Linked DNA regions of Homo sapiens: all the other regions are linked to region 2. The links are chromatin loops, found by intact Hi-C in ENCODE. Cell type or tissue: heart right ventricle. All regions are shown on one strand. Region 1 overlaps ZNF143 (zinc finger protein 143). Region 2 overlaps DENND5A (DENN domain containing 5A). Region 3 overlaps DENND5A (DENN domain containing 5A). Region 4 overlaps IPO7 (importin 7).

Evidence for each region. Peaks named below come from ENCODE experiments on the same cell type or tissue, not always from the same donor. Only the 100,000 strongest peaks of a DNase experiment are listed, where the experiment ranks them.
Region 1: a loop joins it to region 2, with 2.3 times the contacts of the local background. A loop is called at or near these places in 41 of 110 quality-filtered maps.
Region 3: it touches region 2 in a loop (2.0-fold over the local background); 20 of 110 quality-filtered maps call a loop at or near these places.
Region 4: it touches region 2 in a loop (2.5-fold over the local background); 10 of 110 quality-filtered maps call a loop at or near these places.

The regions. Positions count from the first base shown.
Region 1 is chr11:9,504,766-9,509,765 of GRCh38, reverse strand. It overlaps ZNF143 (zinc finger protein 143), which reads right to left. Exons shown (of 16, transcript NM_003442.6): 12 at 920-1,147. Among named protein-coding and RNA genes, the nearest start is that of ZNF143, 46 kb to the right of the region's middle. RefSeq lists a silencer at 2,794-2,913. In heart right ventricle, CTCF peaks have their summits at 2,616 and 2,827 (motif pointing right); a DNase peak (open chromatin) is centred at 2,825.
Region 2 is chr11:9,172,432-9,177,431 of GRCh38, reverse strand. All of the region lies in intron 8 of DENND5A (DENN domain containing 5A), which reads left to right. Among named protein-coding and RNA genes, the nearest start is that of SCUBE2, 83 kb to the right of the region's middle. In heart right ventricle, no CTCF peak of the experiment used is centred here; no DNase peak of the experiment used is centred here; H3K27ac peaks cover 598 bases.
Region 3 is chr11:9,257,977-9,262,976 of GRCh38, reverse strand. The region is part of intron 1 of DENND5A (DENN domain containing 5A); the gene reads left to right. Among named protein-coding and RNA genes, the nearest start is that of DENND5A, 4.9 kb to the left of the region's middle. RefSeq lists a silencer at 2,055-2,114. In heart right ventricle, a CTCF peak has its summit at 2,606; no DNase peak of the experiment used is centred here; H3K27ac peaks cover 2,037 bases.
Region 4 is chr11:9,402,262-9,407,261 of GRCh38, reverse strand. It overlaps IPO7 (importin 7), which reads right to left. Exons shown (of 25, transcript NM_006391.3): 2 at 3,891-3,972. Among named protein-coding and RNA genes, the nearest start is that of IPO7, 20 kb to the right of the region's middle. In heart right ventricle, no CTCF peak of the experiment used is centred here; no DNase peak of the experiment used is centred here.

The DNA of each region.
Region 1 (5,000 bases), 330 kb before region 2:
GCTATTAACCTACCACCACCTAACAAATACCTGAAAAGACAAATCAGGACTACAAGGAATCATCTGAGCAGATGATCTGTTCTTTCCCTTACTCTCCAACAAACCTTTTCCACCTAAATGTTTTTCAATGCTTCAATATATGTTGTTAAAAATGAAAAAAGATGTCTTCTCTTAATTTTCAAATTTACTTCATTTAGGAGGTACTCAATGAAACTGTAAGACAACTTGCTTTGTTTTGTGTTTTAGAAAAACCGACTTCCTTTTACCTACTTACCTATGCTTATTTATCTGAAATAATTCAATGTAATTCTCTAAAATATTTTTCCAAGGGTTTACTGAAACAAATAATTTTGTCTCTTACAATAACATACTTAATAGCACCTGAATCAATGAAGAGTTATTTGGGAGTACTTCTCTAGTGTTACGATTAAGACCAACATGCTTAATGGACCCAAACAGGCTGGCTGCCCCTGCCTCGCTCTCCAGCCTTGTTTCATATCACCTTCCCAGGCAGAACTGCCCTAACTGGCCAGGCTTCATTCAGTATCTCCAATTTACTTTGGTCTCTCCAACCTCCTGGCTTTCTGCATGTGCCATTCTCTCTATTTGGAACATTCTCTTGCCTTTGCTTCCTGCTTCCCTTCCCAGCAACCTCTGCTTCTTCACCCAGTTAACCCCTATTCAACCTCAAGATCTCTCCAAAAATCCCTTCCTTGACCTCCCAAACTAACATTCCCTTCTATACATCCCAGAGTACCACATACTTTTCTTCAATAGCACTTACTGCAGCTGTAAATTATGTTTATGTGATTATACGAATGACACATTAGGATTTCAGAAAATGCTATGAATCATAAATTATGTTCATAACTGTTGATTCTCAAACTCAGAAACAAAATATAGTAGACAAAACTCTCACCTGGGGGCGGCTCAAAGAAGGCTTCCTGCTCCTCCTCGATGGGCTCAGTGTCGTTGTGGGCTGTCCGTTTGTGCATGGCCAGCGTGGAGATCTGCTTGTATGTCTTCCCACAGTGGTTACAGTTGTAAGGTTTGGAATGAGTGTGGACAACATGATGTTTGTACAAACTGGAATATTCTGTAAACCTTTTGTCACACCCAGGAACTGTACAAACATATGGCTTTTCTCCTAAAGAGCAACACCAAAAAAAAGTTCAACTTTTACATATGTAGGCAAAATCATTCCATACTTCCCCCCCAGGGGGTAAAATACCTCTAAAAATAAAGAATTGCCAAACCCCTCCTCATCCCACCATGAGGCAGCACACAAGAAAAGATTCCCTAACTATGGTTTTGACTTGACTCAAAAGGTAGTATGATCCTTAGTGCTGTCTCCATGCATCAACACCAGGTTCTCCTTAATCTCAAGGAATGAGAAAAGGATGGAGATGTTGCCCAGTTTAACTCTAACTTTAATGAAACTGTAATTTGTTTCCCATAATTAGATAATCTAGATACTGTTATAGTCTATTAATAATAATAAATGCTATTATCGTAACTTATGCAGCTTCCTAAGAATTTCATAAAGATAATAAAAAAGGATTGTCTTTAAAAGTCTATTAAACCTAGTTAGATATGTCAATACAACTAAAAGGACAAACATGTTTCATTTAACTTAACCTGACTTCTTACATCCAATCAAAAGCTACTGAGTATTCACTAATAGCAAGCAGGCAATACATAGGGAAGTAAATACTTTAATTTTTGTCCCATGAAACAGCTTGAGAACATTATAGGCAGTACACATATTTTTAGAACTTTTTACTACAGAAAATTTCAAATATACACAAAAGTATAGAGAAACAGTTCCCCATGTACCAATCATCCAGCTTCAACTATCAGTTCATGACCAATATTGTTTCTTATATTTACTACCCATTTCCCCCTTCTTCCCGACCAGGATTATTCCGAAACAGTTGCAGGTAACATTCTTTTTCTTTCAGGCTGTATACCAAAAAGATGGGTCCCAGTTTAAAAAATATGTAAACAAAATTAATAATAATTACTTAATATCACAAAATATCTAGACAGTGCTAACATGTGGTGGTGTAGGGACCTAAAACTGAAAGCAAACTGGAACAAATTAACCTAATTGTTTAAATGAATACTTTTAACTACACTGAAGGGGCTGGGGTGGGGGAACAAATAAATTAATTAAAGTAGCTCATTTACACAGTATTTGACTTATGCCCTCAGTCTTGGGCTCAGTGGCGAGAGTGAGGGGAAGAATTGCAAACAAATATTCAGCTCATTTGTAGTAGGCTTGTTTACTGTAGTGGTATGGGTGAAGGGATTCTGAAACTATTTTAGATGGAATAAAAGACTGAGCAAATGAGTAAATATTTCAAATGCTGCTGGAAGGGCTCCAGCTGTGGAAAAAGGAGAATACAAATATGGAATGGGGGAAGAAAAACAAAAAGAACCCTGTGGTGAAATGGAATTGGAGGTATTGGTGTGAACTCAGATTTTTAAAATGTACATATGAAAGTGTGTATACATATGCATGTCCTGGTTTATTCTCATTCGACACATTCCTTGGGTAACTGCACCTTTCGCAGTGGTTCTAAACACAGTAAACCCCCCCAAAAATAAGATACCACACTAATGTACCGTAACATAAGTCTTACACATAAAGTAATTGGCGATTTCTTCCTGTCCTCTGCCCAGTTCCCATTCCCAAAGCAGGCAGGTTAATGTTCTTATTTTGGTGGATAGTTGCTGAGATGTGGTGAGGGCAAGAGAAAGGGCAGCCAATTTCAACTTGGAAAAATCAGCCCAATTGATATTTAGGCTAGAGCAGAAACTGCCACTAGGTGGCACCAAACCACAGCCAAGAGGCGAATGGATTTGGATTGAGCTTTTGAGCTCCCTTACTGGCTAGTTACATAGCTTCACCTGGGTCATCTGACGAGCCTTGCAAAGAAAAAAAAAGAAAAAGAAAAGAAAAAAGGACTGCATTTCACAGGTCTGAATCTTTACTCTACTGGATATTGTGACCAGTTATTGTAGCAATTACCTGATCATTAGCCAATCTTTTCTTCCAGCCCAGACCCACCTCTTAGGTCAGACCAACATTTATAACTGCATACTCTCTCTACTTCAATTATTCTCAAAACAGTCTACTAAAAGACCTGGGGAGCTTTAAATACACCCTGATGCCTGGGCCTCACCCCAGTACAATTATGTCAGAATCTTTGCAGACAGGATCTGGGCAATCAGTCTATTTTAAAGAGATACATCCAATATGCAGACTCATTTGAGAGCACTGCTCTACCTAAATGTTCCAAAGACATCAGTATGGCCAAACTTAATGTAGGCATCTCTCTTATTGAATGCTAATTTGCCCATAAAATGTGTTGAATGGCTAGCTTTCAGATAATTAGTCTGTATTCCATTGCTTTTTTCTTTTCTTTTTGAGACGGAGTCTCGCTCTGTCACCCATGCTGGAAGTGCAATGGTGTGATCTCGACTCACTGCAACCTCCACCTCCTGGATTCAAGTGATTATCCTGCCTCAGCCTCCTGAGTAGCTGGGATTACAGGCAGCTGCCACCACACCCAGCTAACTTTTGTATTTTTTGGTAGAGAATTGGTTTCGCCATGTTGGCCAGGCTGGTTTTGAACTCCTGACCTCAAGTGATCCACCCACCTTGGCCTCCCAAAGTGCTGGGATTACAGGCATGAGCTACTACTGCGCCAAGCTCTATCTATATTCCATTAATTTAAATGGGAAAAATAATGTTTTCCCAGCCCATCCAAAAAGCCCCAGCCATTTTCTCCAAATATTACAAAAAGGCACTTAAGCACATATATTTTAATAAGAAGCACTTAAAAGATGAATTGTCTTTTCCTTTTTTTTTTTTTTTTTTTGATATGGAGTCTCACTCAGTCGCCCAGGCTGGAGTGCAGTGGCATGATCTTGACTCACTACAACCTCCACCTCCCAGGTTCAAGCAACTCTCCTGCCTCAGTCTCCCAAGTAGCTGGGATTGCAGGTGCCCACCACCAGGCCTAATTTTTGTATTTTTTGGTAGAGACAGGGTTTCACCATGTTGGCCAGGCTGGTCACGAAACTCTGACCTCAAGTGATCTGCTCACCTTGACCTTCCCCAAGTGCTGGGATTACAGGTGTGAGCCACCATGCCTGGCCATAATTATTTAACAGTAAGTGAACTCATTCGTAGGTACATGTTTATGTATAGCACACAAAAATTGCATATCAGGGCTGGGCGTGGTGGCTCACCTGAGGTCAGGAGTTCAAGATCAGCTGGGCCAACATGGTGAAACCCTGTCTCTACTAAAAATACAAAACTTAGCTCAGCGTGATGACATGCGCCTGTAATCCCAGCTACTCGGGAGGCTGAGGCAGGAGAATCACTTGAACCCAGGAGGCAGAGGTCGCAGTGAGCTGAGGTCACGACACTGCACTCCAGCCTGAGCGACAGAGCGAGACTCCATCTCAAAAAAAAAGTCTTTTGGCCAGGCATGGTGGCTCACGCCTGTAATCCTAGCACTTTGGGAGGCCAAGGTGGGTGGATCACAACGTCAGGAGATGGAGACCATCCTGGCCAACATGGTGAAACCCTGTCTCTACTAAAAATACAAAAATTAGCTGGGCATGGTGGTATGCGCCTGTAGTCCCAGCTACTCAGGAGGCTGAGGCAGGAGAATCACTTGAACCCAGGAGGCGGAGGTTGCAGTGAGCCTAGATCGTGCCATTGCACTCCAGCCTGGGTGACAGGGCGTGACTCCATCTTAAAAAAAAAAAAAAAAAGAGGCTGGGCGTGGTGGCTCACACCTGTAATCCCAGCACTTTGGGAGGCCGAGGCGGGTGGATCACAAGGTCAAGAGATTGAGACTGTCATGGCCAACATGGTGAAATCCCGTCTCTATTAAAAGTATAAAAATTAGCTGGGCGTGGTGGCAGGTGCCTGTAGTCCCAGCTACTCAGGAGGCTGAGGCAGGAGAATCGCTTGAACCCAG
Region 2 (5,000 bases):
GATCCTCCTGTCTTGGCCTCCCAAAGTGTTGGCATTACGCGCATGAACCACCACACCCAGCTCCAGCCCCAGAAGCTTTTCATATTCACATTCGAGGCAAGAAGAGGGGAAGGTTGATGCCGGCTATATTCACCATTCCACCTTTTTTTTTTTTCTTTCTTTCTTTTTTTTTTTTTTCGAGACAGGGTCTCACTCAGTTGCCTAGGCTGGAGGGTAGTGGTGCGATTATGGCTCGCCACAGCCTTGACTTCCTAGGCTCAAGCAATTCTCTCACCTCAGTCTCCCGTGTAGCTAGGACTGCAGGCACATACCACCATACCTGGCTAATTTTTTATATTTTTTAGAGACAGAGTCTCGCCATGTTGCCCAGGCTGGCCTCGAACTCTTGGGCTCAAGCAGTTCTCCCACCTCTGCATTCCAAAGTGCTAGGATTATAGGCGTTAGCCACTGTGCCCAGCCTATTTTTCCCACTTTTATCAGAAAGGAAAAGCTTTCCCAGAAATTTCTAACAACTTTCATTGTCTCATAGGCCAAAATCATATTATATGATCAACCTCAAGTGCATGGGAAGCTGTGAAAGTGAACATTGAACTGGGTATAATGTTACCCTGAACAGTATGAAGGTCTATGAGCAAGAAAGAAGGGGTGAATGAATTATGAGTAAGCAGTTGATGGTATTTGCCACACAAACCTAGCAGATACATTTCCTTCTCTATGAAACCTTCTCTGATGCCCCCAGACTGAGTCAGTTGATTCTTCTTCTCTGTTCCTGTGGTGCTTTGTGCATGCTTTTACTCAATAATCTCTACTTTTTCTAGCTATCATTATTGGGGAACAGCTTAAGGACAGAGATTGTATTTACTCATTTTCTTACCCCCATTCTTCTGGCATTGTACCCAGCATGTAGGGATGTTATAATCTACACAAATGATTGAACATGTCCTTTTGTTCAGAGGACTCATCTACATTAGTTTAGCTAGAGAATGGTTTCAGCTTGAAGTACTAGATTAAGTAGTGTGTTCACTTCCTGCAGGATGTTCAGTGTCCTTGTTAAGGCATTTTTGTATATTTTGGTCACTCATTTGCTGCATTTTATAACTACCTACCAGATGCCAAATGTATGGCAAGTCTTCAAGAAATATTTGCCAGATGAATGAATTTGCCAGGCTTGTTTCTAGGCTTTGAAGATATAACTGCTGACAGTTTAGACAAAGTCTTGCATTTTCTAGTTCAAAGTCTTACATTTTCTAGTTCAGGAACCTATGTTCTAACTGAGTTAAAGTAGTCTAATTGCATGGACAACTTGTCCTCAAGCCTTTGCCAAAAGGACTTTGCCAAAAGGTCATCTTAATGAGGGTCCTGGAACAGGAATGAAAGGTAAAGAGAGAAGACTAGAAAATGTAAGGGAGACGTGATTTTGATTTGTGTGTGCCTAATTGTCTTTTTGAGAACAAAATCTTTTATTTTGATGAGGCCCAATTTATCAGTTGGATTATACTTTTATTGTATCTAAGACACTTTTGCCCTACCAAGGTCACATAGAGATTTTACCCTATATTTCCCTGTAGAAGTTTTATAGTTTTAGGTTTTACGTTCAAGTCTCTGATCCATTTCAAGTTAATTTTGTAAGTAGTATAAGTTATGCGTCCATTTTTTTTTCATATAGATATTCATCTGTTGAAAAGACCATCCTTTCTCTAATGAATTGCCTTTTTGCTTTTGTCAAAATGTTATTAGTCTGTATATGTGTTCGTCTACTTCTGGATTCTCTGTTCTGTTTCATTGATCTGTTGGTCTACATTTATACCAATACCACACTGTCTTGATTACTGTAGCTTACATTAAATGATTACTGTAGCTTATATTAAATCTTGAAATCAAGTAGTGTTAATCTTGTAACTTTGTTCTTTTCAAAGTTGTTTTGGCTATTCTGGGTTCTTTGTATTTCCATACATATTTAGAGTCAACTTGCCAACTTCTGCAAAGAAACCTTTCAAGATTTTGATTGATATTTGACATCCTAACAGTACCGAGTCTTCTGATCCATTAACATGGCATATCTTTCCATTTATTTAGGTCATCTTTAATTTTTCTCAACAGCATTATGTACTTTTCAGGGTACAGGTTTTATATGTCTTATCAGATTTTTCCCTAAGTAGTTCATATTTTTTGGTGTTATTTTAAATTGTTTTGTGTTATATAAATTTGGTGCTATTTTATTGCTTTCTTAATTTTAATTTCTAATTGTTCATTGCTAGTATATAGAACTATAATAGCATTTTGTATGTTTATATTGTGTCCTGCAACCATACTAAACTAACTTTTAATAGCTTTTTTGTACATCCATCAGATTTTCTACATAGACAGTCATATTACCTGTGAATAATGATAGTTTTACTTTTCCTTTCCACCACCCTGGATACCTTTTATTTCTTTTCCTTTTCTTTTTCTTCTTCTTCTTATTTATTTATTTTTTTTCTGTATTACACTGGCTTGAACCTCTAGTACGAAGTCAAATAGAAGTGGTGAGAGTGGGCATCTTATTCCTTTGTTTTTCATAGATAACCTTTAGCAGTTAAGGATCTTACTAGTTTGTTCAGCGTTTTTATCTGAGGTGGATGTTGAATTTTGTCAAATGCTTTTTCTGTATCTATCAAGGTAATTATATGGTTTTTAGCTTTAGTTTGTTAATATGGTGAATTATATTGATTTTTTTTGTTGTTGTTTTAATGTTGATGGGGTCTCGCTCTGTTGCTCAGGCTAGAGTGCAGTGGTGTGGCCGTGGTTTTCTGTAACTTTGAACTAGTGGGCTGAAGGGATCCTCTCGTCTTAGCTTCTCAAGTAGCTAGGACAGTAGATGTGTGCCGCCATGCCTGGCTAATTTTTAATTTTTTTTTCTAAAAAAAAAAAAAAAAGAAATAACCTTCTTTATTCAGAGTAATATTCTTTACTGTGAAATCTGTTTTGTCTGATATTAATAACTACTCCAGCTTTCTTTTGACTAGTGCTAACAGGGCATATCTTTGTCATTATTTTACTTTTAATCTATTTGTGTCTTTATATTTAAAGGGTATTTATTGTAGGCAGCATGTAATTGGGTTTTGCATTTTTATCCAATTTGACAGTTTCCGGTTTTTAACTGAGGTCTTCAGACCATGTACATTTAATATGATTATTGATATTGCTGGGTTTAAGCCTGTCATTTTGCTGTTTGTTTTCTATTTGTCCCATCTGTTCTTTGTTCCCTTTTCTTCTTTTTCTGCCCTCTTGTGTACTAATTGAATATTTTCAATTTTTTTTTCTTTTTTTTTTTTTTTTTTTTTTTTTTTGAGACGGAGTCTTGCTCTATCGCCCAGGCTGGAGTGCAGTGGCGAGATCTAGGCTCACTGCAACTTCTGCCTTCCGGGTTCACGCCATTCTCCTGCCTCAGCCTCCCGAGTAGCTGGGACTACAGGCGCTCGCCACTGCGCAGCCCAGCTAATTTTTTGTATTTTTAGTAGAGACGGGGTTTCACCGTGGTCTTGATCTCTTGATCTCCTGACCTCGTGATCCGCCCGCCTCGGCCTCCCAAAGTGCTGGGATTACAGGCGTGAGCCACTGCACCCGGCCTTTCAATTTTTTTTATGATTTCATTTTATCTACTTTGTTGGTTTACTAGCTATAACTTGTGTTATTTTAGCAGTTGCTTTAGGATTTATAGTACACATTTAACTTATCACAGTCTACTTTTAGGTGATACAATATCACTTTCCACATAGTATAAGAACTGTACAGAACTGCCAGGCACAGTCATGTGCACCCATACTCCCAGCTGTTTGGTAAGCTGAAGGGGGAGGGTTGCCTGAGCCCAGGAGTTTGAGTCCAACTTGGATCACATGATGAGACCCTGTCTCTAAACAACAACAAAAAGAACTTCACAAAACTCTATTTCCATTTCTCTCTTCCTAGCCGACGTGCTATTGTCATCTATTTTACTTTTACATATGTCATAAACCTAACACTACATGGTCATTTTTGTTTAAACAGTCAATTACCTTTTAAAGGGATTTGAATAATAAGTACAAAATCTAATACATTAACTGTGTAGTTAGCATTTCTGGTGCTCTTCTTTCTTTTCTGTAGATCCATACTTCCATCTGGCATTATTTTCCTACTGCCAGAAGGACTTCCTTTAACATTTCTTGTAGTGTAGATCTGCTGGTGATGAATTCTTTCAGCTTTTGTAATTCTTTTGTCTTTGAAAGGTATTTTCCCTGAGTATAGGTTAATAGCTTTTTCCTTTCAGTACTCTAAAGATGTTGCTCCAGGCCAGGCGCGGTGGCTCACTCCTGTAATCCCAGCACTTTGGGAGTCTGAGGTGGGCAGAACACTTGAGGTCAGGAGTTTGAGACCAGCCTGGCCAACATGGTGAAACCCCGTTGCTACTAAACATATAAAAAAAAAAAAAAATTAGCCAGGCATGATAGTACGTGCTTGTAGTCCAAGCTACTCAGGAGGCTGAGGCACAAGAATTGCTTGAACCCGGAAGGTGGAGGTTGTAGTGAGCCAAGATCACACCACAGCACTCTAGCCCGGGCGACAGAATGAGACCCTGTCTCAAAAAAATAAAAATAAAAAAAAGATGTCGCTCCTCTGTCTTCTCACTTTATAATTAGTTTATTCTCATGCTGCTATGAAGAAATACCCAAGACTGGGTAATTTGTAAAGGAAAGAGGTTTAATTGACTCAGTTCCGCATGGCTGGGAATGCCTCAAGAAACTTACAAGCATGGTGGAAGGCACCTCTTCACAGCACAGCAGGAGAGAGAATGAGTACCAGGAGGGCAAATGCCAGATGCTTATGAAACCATCACATCTATGAGAACTCACTCACTATCGCGAGAATAGCATGAGGGAAACCGCCCCTGTGATTCAGTTACCTCCCACTGGGTCCCTCCCACCACACATGGGGATTATTACAGTTCAAGTTGAGATTTGGGTGCGGACATGGAGCCAAACCAT
Region 3 (5,000 bases), 86 kb before region 2:
GAAGTCAGGAGATCGAGACCATCCGGGCTTACAGGGTGAAACCCCGTCTCTACTAAAAATACAAAAAATTAGCCGGGCGTGGTGGCGGGCGCCTGTAGTCCCAGCTACTCAGGAGGCTGAGGCAGGAGAATGGCGTGAACCCGGGAGGCGGAGCTCGCAGTGAGCCCAGATCGCGCCACTGCACTCCAGCACTCTAGCCTGGGCGACAGAGCGAGACTCCGTCCAAAAAAAAAAAATTATTTTGATGAGTACCTAATAATTGTTCAAGTTTATCTTTTAAGGTCTTCAAATTCTTATAGTACAGATGTTTTTCATCTTTTTCATATGTAGTAAGTTTGTGACTTTGATGTAATTTTTGGAATTCGGTTCAGGGTATTGGTGTTGGAAGGGACCTCAGAGGGGAAAATGAGGCCCAGGAAGGACAGTGGGGCCTGTATACACTAGTTAATTGCTTGGTCCAGTGCTCTTCTCATGACATTAAACTGCATCTCATTGGCCTGGCTGGAGGTCTTTAGAAAACACTAACATGTTGAGAAATATTAAAAACAACATAATTCTTCTCAGTAAAAGAAACTAAGGTGGTGGAATAAACTTTTTTTTATGCGTGTTTTTGAGTGTCAAATTGTATGAACACTTGGTTTGAGAAGATAGAATGTTTTGCGAATGATAGAGCATAAGAATGAAGCTGGGAAGTTAACTGTTAGCGAGAGCATGAGTTTAGGGTAATATTCCTGCTCTCCTATTGACTATCTTTGTGATTGGGAGCAAGTTAGAGATAACCCTGTCAGGGTCCTCATCTATAAAAAAAGAATGTAAATAAAAATAATCTCATCAAGTAGACCTTCAAAAATGTTTAAAAACTGTCTTTCAACATTTCATTAAAAAAGAAATGTTACTGTCTTAATGGATATGTGTTAATTATCTGGCTTTTTGGCAAGCTAAAATTATATCCTTGTGAAAGTTTATTGGGATAATAAAGAAAGGGGGATGAGTTGTATAAAATGTGTAAAGAGGGGTATTTTCTGTTTTTTTAAAAATGTGGTTGCAGTAGTGGAATGCCGAGACCACATTTCCGATAGGTGGCCTTTGTTAGAGTATGCAGTGTTGGAAGGATTTTTTTTCCCTCTTCATTTCATTTCTGGTGGGTTGGTAGGGGAATCTGAACTATCCAGAGGGAATCTTTTTTTTTTTTTTTTTTTGAGACACAGTCTCACTCTGTTGCCCCAGCTGGAATGCAGTGCTGCAATAGTGGCTCACTGAAACCTCCGTCTCCCAGGTTCAAGCAATTCTGCCTCAGCCTCCCGAGTAGCTGGGATTATGAGCCGCGCGTGCCACCACATCAGGCTAATTTTTGTATCTTTAGTAGAGATGGGGTTTCACCATGTTGGCCAGGCTGGTCTTGAATTCTTGACCTCAAGTGATCTGCCCACCTCGGCCTCCCAAAATGCTAGGATTACAGGCGTGAGCCACCACTCCCAGAGGGAATCTTTGAATAAAACAAAGCAGAGTACAAATAGCAGGTTCTTCCTGAGAGTCTCCAGGGTGCATTTTCTCTCCTCAGCCTGCCTTGTAGCTCCCAAACTGATGATATCATACTCAGTAACTAACTACAGGAAATTGTAATTTGTAGCCAGGTTCTCCAAGAAGGTATTAAGGAGTCTCTAAGAAGGTGCACTCCACACAGTTAACTTACATAGCTCAGGTAGCATCTACATTCTTAAAAAGTGAACCCAGAATAAGCAAATCAAAGATGCTCGGTGTTCCTTCTTGTTTTGTGGAGAAAGGTTAAGATTCATTCCTCTCTGTCTGCAACAAATAAACATGGAGGCTGGGCGCAGTAGCTCACACCTGTAATCCCAGTACTTTGGGAGGCTGAGGTGGGTGAATTGCTTGAGCCCAGGAGTTTGAGACCAGCCTGGGCAGCACGGCAAGACTCTTATCTCTACAGAAAGTACAAAAAATTAGCTGGGTGTGGTGGCATGCACCTGTGGTCCCAGCTGCTCAGGAAGCTGAGGTGAGAAGGTCACTTGAGTCTCAGAGGCAGAGGTTGCAGTGAACTGAGATTGTGACACTGCACTCCAGCCTGAGCAACAGAGTGAGACCCTGTCTCAAATAAACAAATACAACTAAAAATAAAAAATAAAAAAACCCAAATAAGCATAGAGCTTGCTGTGTTTAATATAGACTGAGGTAATTGGATTTTGTAGGAATCTCTTCCTGTCACTTCTTTCCCTTTCTTGCAGACTCAGCATTTAGGCAAGTAATGTAGTTGTTTTTTGTGCAAGGAATTGAGGAATGTGTGAAAATTAATTTTGTTTTCTGGTTGAGGAAGCTCTTTGGGCTAGAAGGAGAAGAAGGTAATATGTGAGCAAAGCACAGATTTAGCCACCTTGAGGATATGGTGTCTGCTTGTTGGCTTTTTGAACTTGTCAGTTAGGTAAGCAAATCTGGAAGAATTGCTTCTGATTTATGTTTTCCATTATTTTTGGCACATCGTAAGTGGGGAGGCAGATGATAGTGGAGTTCAGTTTCTTTTTCTACCTCTGATGGGCGAATGTCCTGGTGAATCTTCTTTTTCTTTGTTTCTGATGGTCACCACTAGGTGACCCCAGGAGAAGGTTTTACTGTGAAATGGGGTTCATGAGTTTATTTTCCTTGTCTCTGCTTGAGAATTAAGGTTCCCAAATACTTGTGACGTATTTCTTACCTTGGAATCTGTAAGTTCCTCTGAACTGATCTGCACCTAGCATTGAGATATAAGTATCCTAGGTTCTTTCATCTTGTACTCCAATTTTCCCAGGCTCTGTGCAGAAGCTCTTGCCAGGAATTGAAGAGAAGTGGCTAGGGATAAGGATAGATGGGAAACTGGCCAGTGTGCTGTATGAACTTACTAGAAAATTGAGACTACACTGAAATAGTCTCTCTCTTTTTTTTTTTTTTTTTTTTTTTGAGATGGAGTCCTGCTCTTTTGCCCAGGCTGGAGTGCAATGGCGTGATCTCAGCTCACTGCAACCTCTGCCTGTCTGGTTCAAGTGATTCTGAGCCTCAGCCTCCCAAGTAGCTGGGACCACAGGTGTGCACTAGCACACCTGGCTAATTCTTGTATTTTTAGTAGAGACAGGATTTCGCCATGTTGGTCAGGCTGGTCTTGAACTCCTTACCTCAGGTGACCCACCCGCATTGGCCTCCCAAAGTATTGGGATTACAGGTGTGAGCCGCTTCGCCTGGCCTGAAATAGTCTCTTAATGTCACCTTTAGAAGAGAGAGGGTCCTGGTACAGTGGCTCACATCTGTAATTCCAGCAGTCTGGGAGGCTGAGGCAGGATGATGCTTGGGTCCAGGAGTTTGAGATCACCTTGGCCACTGTAGCAAGACCCTGTTTTTTTGTTGTTTGTTTGTTTGTTTGTTTTGAGATGGGAGTCTCACTCTGTCGCCCAGGCTGGCGTGCAGTGGCACGATCTCGGCTCACTGCAAACTCCGCCTCCCGGGTTCACGCCATTCTCCTGCCTCAGCCTCCGGAGTAGCTGGGACTACAGGCGCCCACCACCACGCCCGGCTAATTTTTTTGTACTTTTTTTTTTTAGTAGAGATGGGGTGTCACCGTGTTAGCCAGGATGGTCTTGATCTCCTGACCTTGTGATCCGCCTGCGTTGGCCTTCCAAAGTGCTGAGATTACAGGCTTGAGTCACCACGCCTGGCCTGTTGTTTATTTTTTTGAGATGGAGTTTTGCTGTTGTTGCCCAGGCTGGAGTGCAATGGCACGACCTCAGCTCACTGCAACCTCTGCCTCCTGGGCTCAAGCGATTCTCCTGCCTCAGCCTCTCAAGTAGCTGGGATTACAGGCATGTGCCACCATGCCCGGCTAATTTTGTATTTTTAGTAGAGATGGGGTTTCACCATGTTGGTCAGGCTGGTCTTGAACTCCTGACCTCAGTTGATCTGCCCGCCTCGGCCTCCCAAAGTCCTGGGATTACAGGTGTGAGCCACTGCGCCCAGCCTAATACCCTGTTTTTATAAAAAATAAAAATAATTAAGAAAGAGAAAAAGGTGACTGTCTAGGAAAGCTAGAGGACTAGTCAAATCATACTCCTCCTTGACTGTATTGAGCAGTGAAATTCGAACTTCAAAATTATCGAATGTTAACATGAAAGCACCCTTTGCAATTATATAACCTTCTGATTTTACAGATGAGGAAACTGAGGCCCTGAGAAAGTGGGAGAATATTTGTCTCCCTTGCCACATTTCATTCTTTTCTGCTACTTGAGTGATATTTTGCATGCTTTGCAGACCTTTGATGAGTGGTGGATGCGGGGGGAACAAGCAAAAAATTTGTCTGGCAGGGCAGGAACAGACGTTATGGTAGTTTTTTTCTAGTCCAGGTTTCTGTTTCATGGTAAGAAAGAATACTGTGTGTGCAATAGCAAGACTTGGAACCAACTCAAATGTCCATCAGTAAGAGACTGGATAAAGAAGATGGCACATACACATCATGGAATACTATGCAGCCATAAAAAAGGATGAGTTCATGTCCTTTGCAGGGACATGGATGAAGCTGGAAACCGTCATTCTCAGCAAACTATCACAAGAACAGAAAACGGAACACCACATGTTCTCACTCATAAGTGGGAGTTGAACAATGAGAACACATGGATGTAGGGAGGGGAACATCACACACTGGGGCCTGTTGGGGGGGTGGGGGACTAGGGGAGGGATAACATTAGGAGAAATACCTAATGTAGGTGACTGGTTGACAGGTGCAGCAAACCACCATGCCATGCCATGTGTATACCTATGTAACAAAACTGTATGTTCTGCACATGTACCCCAGAACTTAAAGTATAATTTAAAAAGGAAAAAGAAAGAATACTGTGTGTACTGTGTGTAGACCGGGTACGGTGGCTCATGCTTGTAATCCCAGCACTTTGGGAGGTTGAGGTGGGTGGATCACTTGAGGTCAGGAGTTTGAGACCAGCCTGGCCAACATGGTGAAACCCTGTCTC
Region 4 (5,000 bases), 230 kb before region 2:
CAATAAAGAATCAAATAGGACCAACAAAGTCCAGGTTATTACTACTACAGAATTTTGGTTCTTTTTCTCCAAAACAGAATAGAGACCAATACTAAGACCACACAACAGTCCCAATGTCTCTGGATGCAACCTCTGAATACTTCCATTCTAAGTAAAGAATGGAATATATGCTTATGTGATTCGGAATTTTAAACATTTTTTGCCCCAACAATACAGAATTTGGAATTGCACTGTAAGGATCTCATGATTCAGTCTACTCTAGCCAGAATGCTTGAGCAAAGACAGAATGAACTAATCATTCGAAATCCAGCAGATGAAACCACCATATGCCATGCACTACAGAAATCTCATTCAATTATTCCAAGAACATAATTTTTTTTTCTTTTTTGAGAAAGGGTCTCACTCTGTTTCCCAGACTGGAGTACAATGGCACAATCTCAGCTCACCACAACCTCCATCTCCCAGGCTCAAGCGATTCTCCTGCCTCAGCCTCCTGAGTAGCTGGGATTACAGGTGCATGCCACTACCACCCGGCTAATTTTTTTGTATTTTTAGTAGAGACAGGGTTTCACCATGTTGACCAGGCTGGTCTTGAACTCCTGACTTCAAATGATCCCCCATCTACGGCCTTCCAAAGTGCTGGGATTACAGGTGTGAGCCACCGTGGCCAGCCCCAAGTATATAACTTTTAAATTAATGATATTTTAAATTTTTTGACCAATTCCATAGTTTAACTCCTTCCAATTGTGTACACACTAAAACAATTTCCCAGTGTAATTTGTTTTTCTAATACACATAACCAAGTCTCTAGAATTTATTAATATCACTCCTAAAGGTCAAACACTTAACTTCTTAGTAAAAATTTGGATTTAAAGGCAGACTCTTATCTAAAAACGGGAAAATGTGAGCTTCACTAGTAAAAGATAAATGAGACTTGAATATATATAAAAAAGAAACAAGACCAGGCACAGTGGCTCACGTCTTTGATCCCAGCACTTTGGAAGGCTGAGGCGAGAGGATCACTTGAGGTCAGCAATTCAAGACCAGCCATAGTGGCTAACGCCTGTAAAGCTCAATACTTTGGAAGCCGAAACCAGCCGGGGAAACACAGTGAGACCCCGTCTCTACTAAAAAAAAAAAAAAAAAAAAAAAAAAAAGACCAGCCTCAGCAACATAGTGAGATTCCATCTCTACAAAATAAAATAATTAGATGGGTGTAGTGACACATGCCTGCAGCCCCAGATGTTTGGCAGGCTAAAGTAGAAAGATTATTTGAGCCCAGAAGTTTGAAGATTCAATGAGCTATAACTGAGTCACTGCACCCCGGCCTGGGCAAGGATCAAGACCCTGTGGAAGACAGGAAAGGAAGGAAGAGAAGGAGGGAAAGGAGGAAGGGAAGGAAGAAAGGAAGGGAAGGGAGGGAAAGGAGACAATAAAAATTACCCTTTTCTATTAAATTAGAAATATTTACAAAAAGATTTACTGCTGACCAGGGAGTTCAGTCATTTACATAAAATTGTTTGCTTTTAAAGAAGTCATGGCCAGGCATGGTGGCTCACGCCCATAATCCTAGCACTTTGGAAGGCCCAGGAAGGCAGATCACTTGAGCTCACAAGCTTGAGACCAGCCTGGACAATATGGCAGGACGCCATCTCTACAAAAAATACAACAATTATCAGGGCATGATGGTACGTGCCTACAGTCCCAGCTACTCAGGAGGCTGAGGTGGGAGGATGGCTTGAGCCTGGGAGGCAGAGTTTACAGTGAGTCAAGATGAGGCTACTGAGGGCCGGGGGCGGTGGCTCACGCCTGTAATCCCAGCACTTTGGGAGGCAGAGGCAGGGCAGATCACGAGGTCAGGAGATGGAGACCATCCTGGCTAACACGGTGAAACCCCATCTCTACTAAAAATACAAAGAATTAGCCGGGCGTGGTGGCGGGCGCCTATAGTCCCAGCTACTCGGGAGGCTGAGGCAGGAGAATGGCGTGAACCTGGGAGGCGGAGCTTGCAGTGAGCCGAGATCGCGCCACTGCACTCCAGTCTGGGCGACAGAGCAAGACTCCGTCTCAAAAAAACAAAAACAAAAAAAAGATGGAGCTACTGAATTCTAGCCTGGGCAATACAGCCAGTTTGTCTAAAAATAATAATAATAATAATAATTCCTATCTGCCTAGCAGAGTCCAGGTTATTTAATTAATTAATTTAAAGTGATAATTTAAATTCATTTATTTCCTGAGTACCTACACTGTACTAGGCAACATTTTAGTCACTGAAAATGAAAATATACTGTTAACAAAACAGACTTCAGACTAAATTCTATTTCTAAAAATTTTAACAGTTTACTGCATATGGCATATTATGGCTAATTATTTAGCCATTAAAATATGAATCTGAAGGCCGGGCGCGGTGGCTCACGCCTGTAATCCCAGCACTTTGGGAGGCCAAGGCAGGCAGATCACGAGGTCAGCAAATCGAGACCATCCTGGCAAATACGGTGAAACCCCGTCTCTACTAAAAAATACAAAAAATTAGCCGGGTGTGGTGGCGGGCGCCTGTGGTCCCAGCTACTCAGGAGGCTGAGGCAGAAGAACGGCGTGAACACGGGAGGCGGAGCTTGCAGTGAGCGGAAATCGCGCCACCGCACTACAGCCTGGGCAACAGAGCGAGACTCCGTCTCAAAAAAAAAAAAAAAAAAAATCCGAAGACCGGAACTATGTAAAGAAAAGGGAAATGCTCAGTATACAACATTAAGTGAAGTGAGAAAACAATTTTTTTTTATTTTTTATTTATTTTTTTGAGATGGTCTCTCACTCTGTTGCTCAGGCTGGTGTGCAGTGACGCCAACTCGGCTCACTGCAAGCTCCGCCTCCCAGGTTCACGCCATTCTCCTGCCTCAGCCTCCCGAGTAGCTGGGACTACAGGCGCCCGCCACCACGCCCGGCTAATTCTTTGTATTTTTAGTAGAGACGGGGTTTCACCGTGTTAGCCAGGATGGTCTCGATTTCCTGATCTTGTGATAACCCCGCCTTGGCCTCCCAAAGTGCTGGGATTACAGGCGTGAGCCACTGCACCCAGCCCCAACAAAATTTTTAACAAAATAGGTGCAGGGGGAAAGAACAGCAAGAAATAACACAAAAATGTAATCTGTTTTTCTAGAATGATGAAATTATTGGTACTTTGTATTTCCCATAACAAAATTATTACATCTGCAAATAAATTAAAAAGAAATGAAAAGGCTGGGAGTGGTGGCTCACGCCTATAATCCCAGCTACTCAGGAGGCTAAGGCAGAAGAATCGCTTGAACCTGGGAGGCAGAGGTTGCAGAGAGCCGAGTTCGCACCACTGCACTCCAGCATGGAGGACAGAGTGAGACTGCCTACAAAAAATAAAAAAAATTAAAAATGTACACTACATTATTTTTTACAGACTAACATAATATTCAGAAAAGTAGTATGCCACATTTTCAGACTATTTGATACTGAGGGAAGTGGCTCAATATGTTGAACAGGAACTAAAAATAGTATAATACTTTTTAAACTGTTAAAACGATAAAAGCAAAAAGGTGGTAAGAGATGACTATATAAACAAACATGTTTGAGTCTTATAATCACCCATCAGGGAAGGACTCTAAAAATACATAGAACCTTTTAATAAACCCCATCAATTTCTATTTGAAGCTTCTATTTTAATTCAACTAAATGTCAAATTATTCCTTTAAACTCTGCCACCAGATATCAAGGTACCTGATGTTAGCTGTAAACACTGAAGGTAAACAAATTACCTGGGGGGAAAAAATTGCCAAAGGGCCATCCCAAGACACTTCTGCTATTCGATTATGAACCTTTTAAACAATAGATTACATACACTCAATATAATTTAGGAAACTTGCCTGCCTGTCTCACAGGTAAATCCAGCTGTTCCGACATAGTAATCTGGAGCAGTGTTGAGACAAAATTCAGAGACTTGTGTGCCTACAAAGAAAAAAAGTCCATTTTAAACTTCTGCAAATAAATATACTTTAAAATTACAGATCAAAGAGGCTCCAATACATTTCCATTGCTTGGCTTGCACAAAAGGCTCTTCATAACTGGTTCCAGTCTTATTTCTCATCACTCCCTTATATTGAACTTTAAGGAATTTGATGACTTAAATTCTAAAACTTTTTGGATGTTTTCATTAGCCTGTATAGCACTGCACTTCCCATTTATCCCAACTAGCATTCTTTTTTCTTTAATTTTTGAGACAGAGTCTCACTCTGTCGCCCAGGCTGGAGTGCAGTGACGCAATCTTGGCTCACTGCAACCTCCGCCTCCCCAGGTTCAAGCGATTCTCCTGCCTCAGCCTCCCGGGTAGCTGAGACTACATACAGGTGCACATGACCACACCCCGCTAATTTTTTTTTTTTTTTTGAGACAGTCTTACTGTCGCCCCCAAGGCGAGAGTGCAGTGGCGTGATCTCGGCTCACTGCAACCTCCACCTCCTGGGTTCAAGCGATTCTCCTTCCTCAGCCTCCTGAGTAGCTGGGACTAGCGCTACCATGCTCAGCTAATTTTTGTATTTTTTTAGTAGAGACGGGGTTTCACTGTATTGGCCAGGCTGGTCTCGAACTCCTGACCTCGTGATCTGCCTGCGTCTGTCTCCCAAACTGCAGGGATTACACGTGTGAGCCACTGTGCCCAGCCCTAATTTTTTATATTTTTACTAGAGTCGGGGTTTCACCATATTGGCCAAGCTGGTCTCGAACTCCTGACCTCGTGATCCACCCGCCTCGACCTCTGAAAGTACTGGGGTTACAGGCGTGAGCCATTGCGTCTGACCCCCAACTAGCATTCTTTTTTTTTTTTTTTTTTTTTTTTTTTTGAGACACAGTCTCGCTCTGTCGCCTGGGCTGGAGTGCAGTGGCATGATCTCGGCTCACTGCAACCTCTGCCTCCTGGGTTCAAGCGATTCTTCTGCCTCAGCCTCCTGAGTAGCTGAGACTACAGGCACGTGCCACCA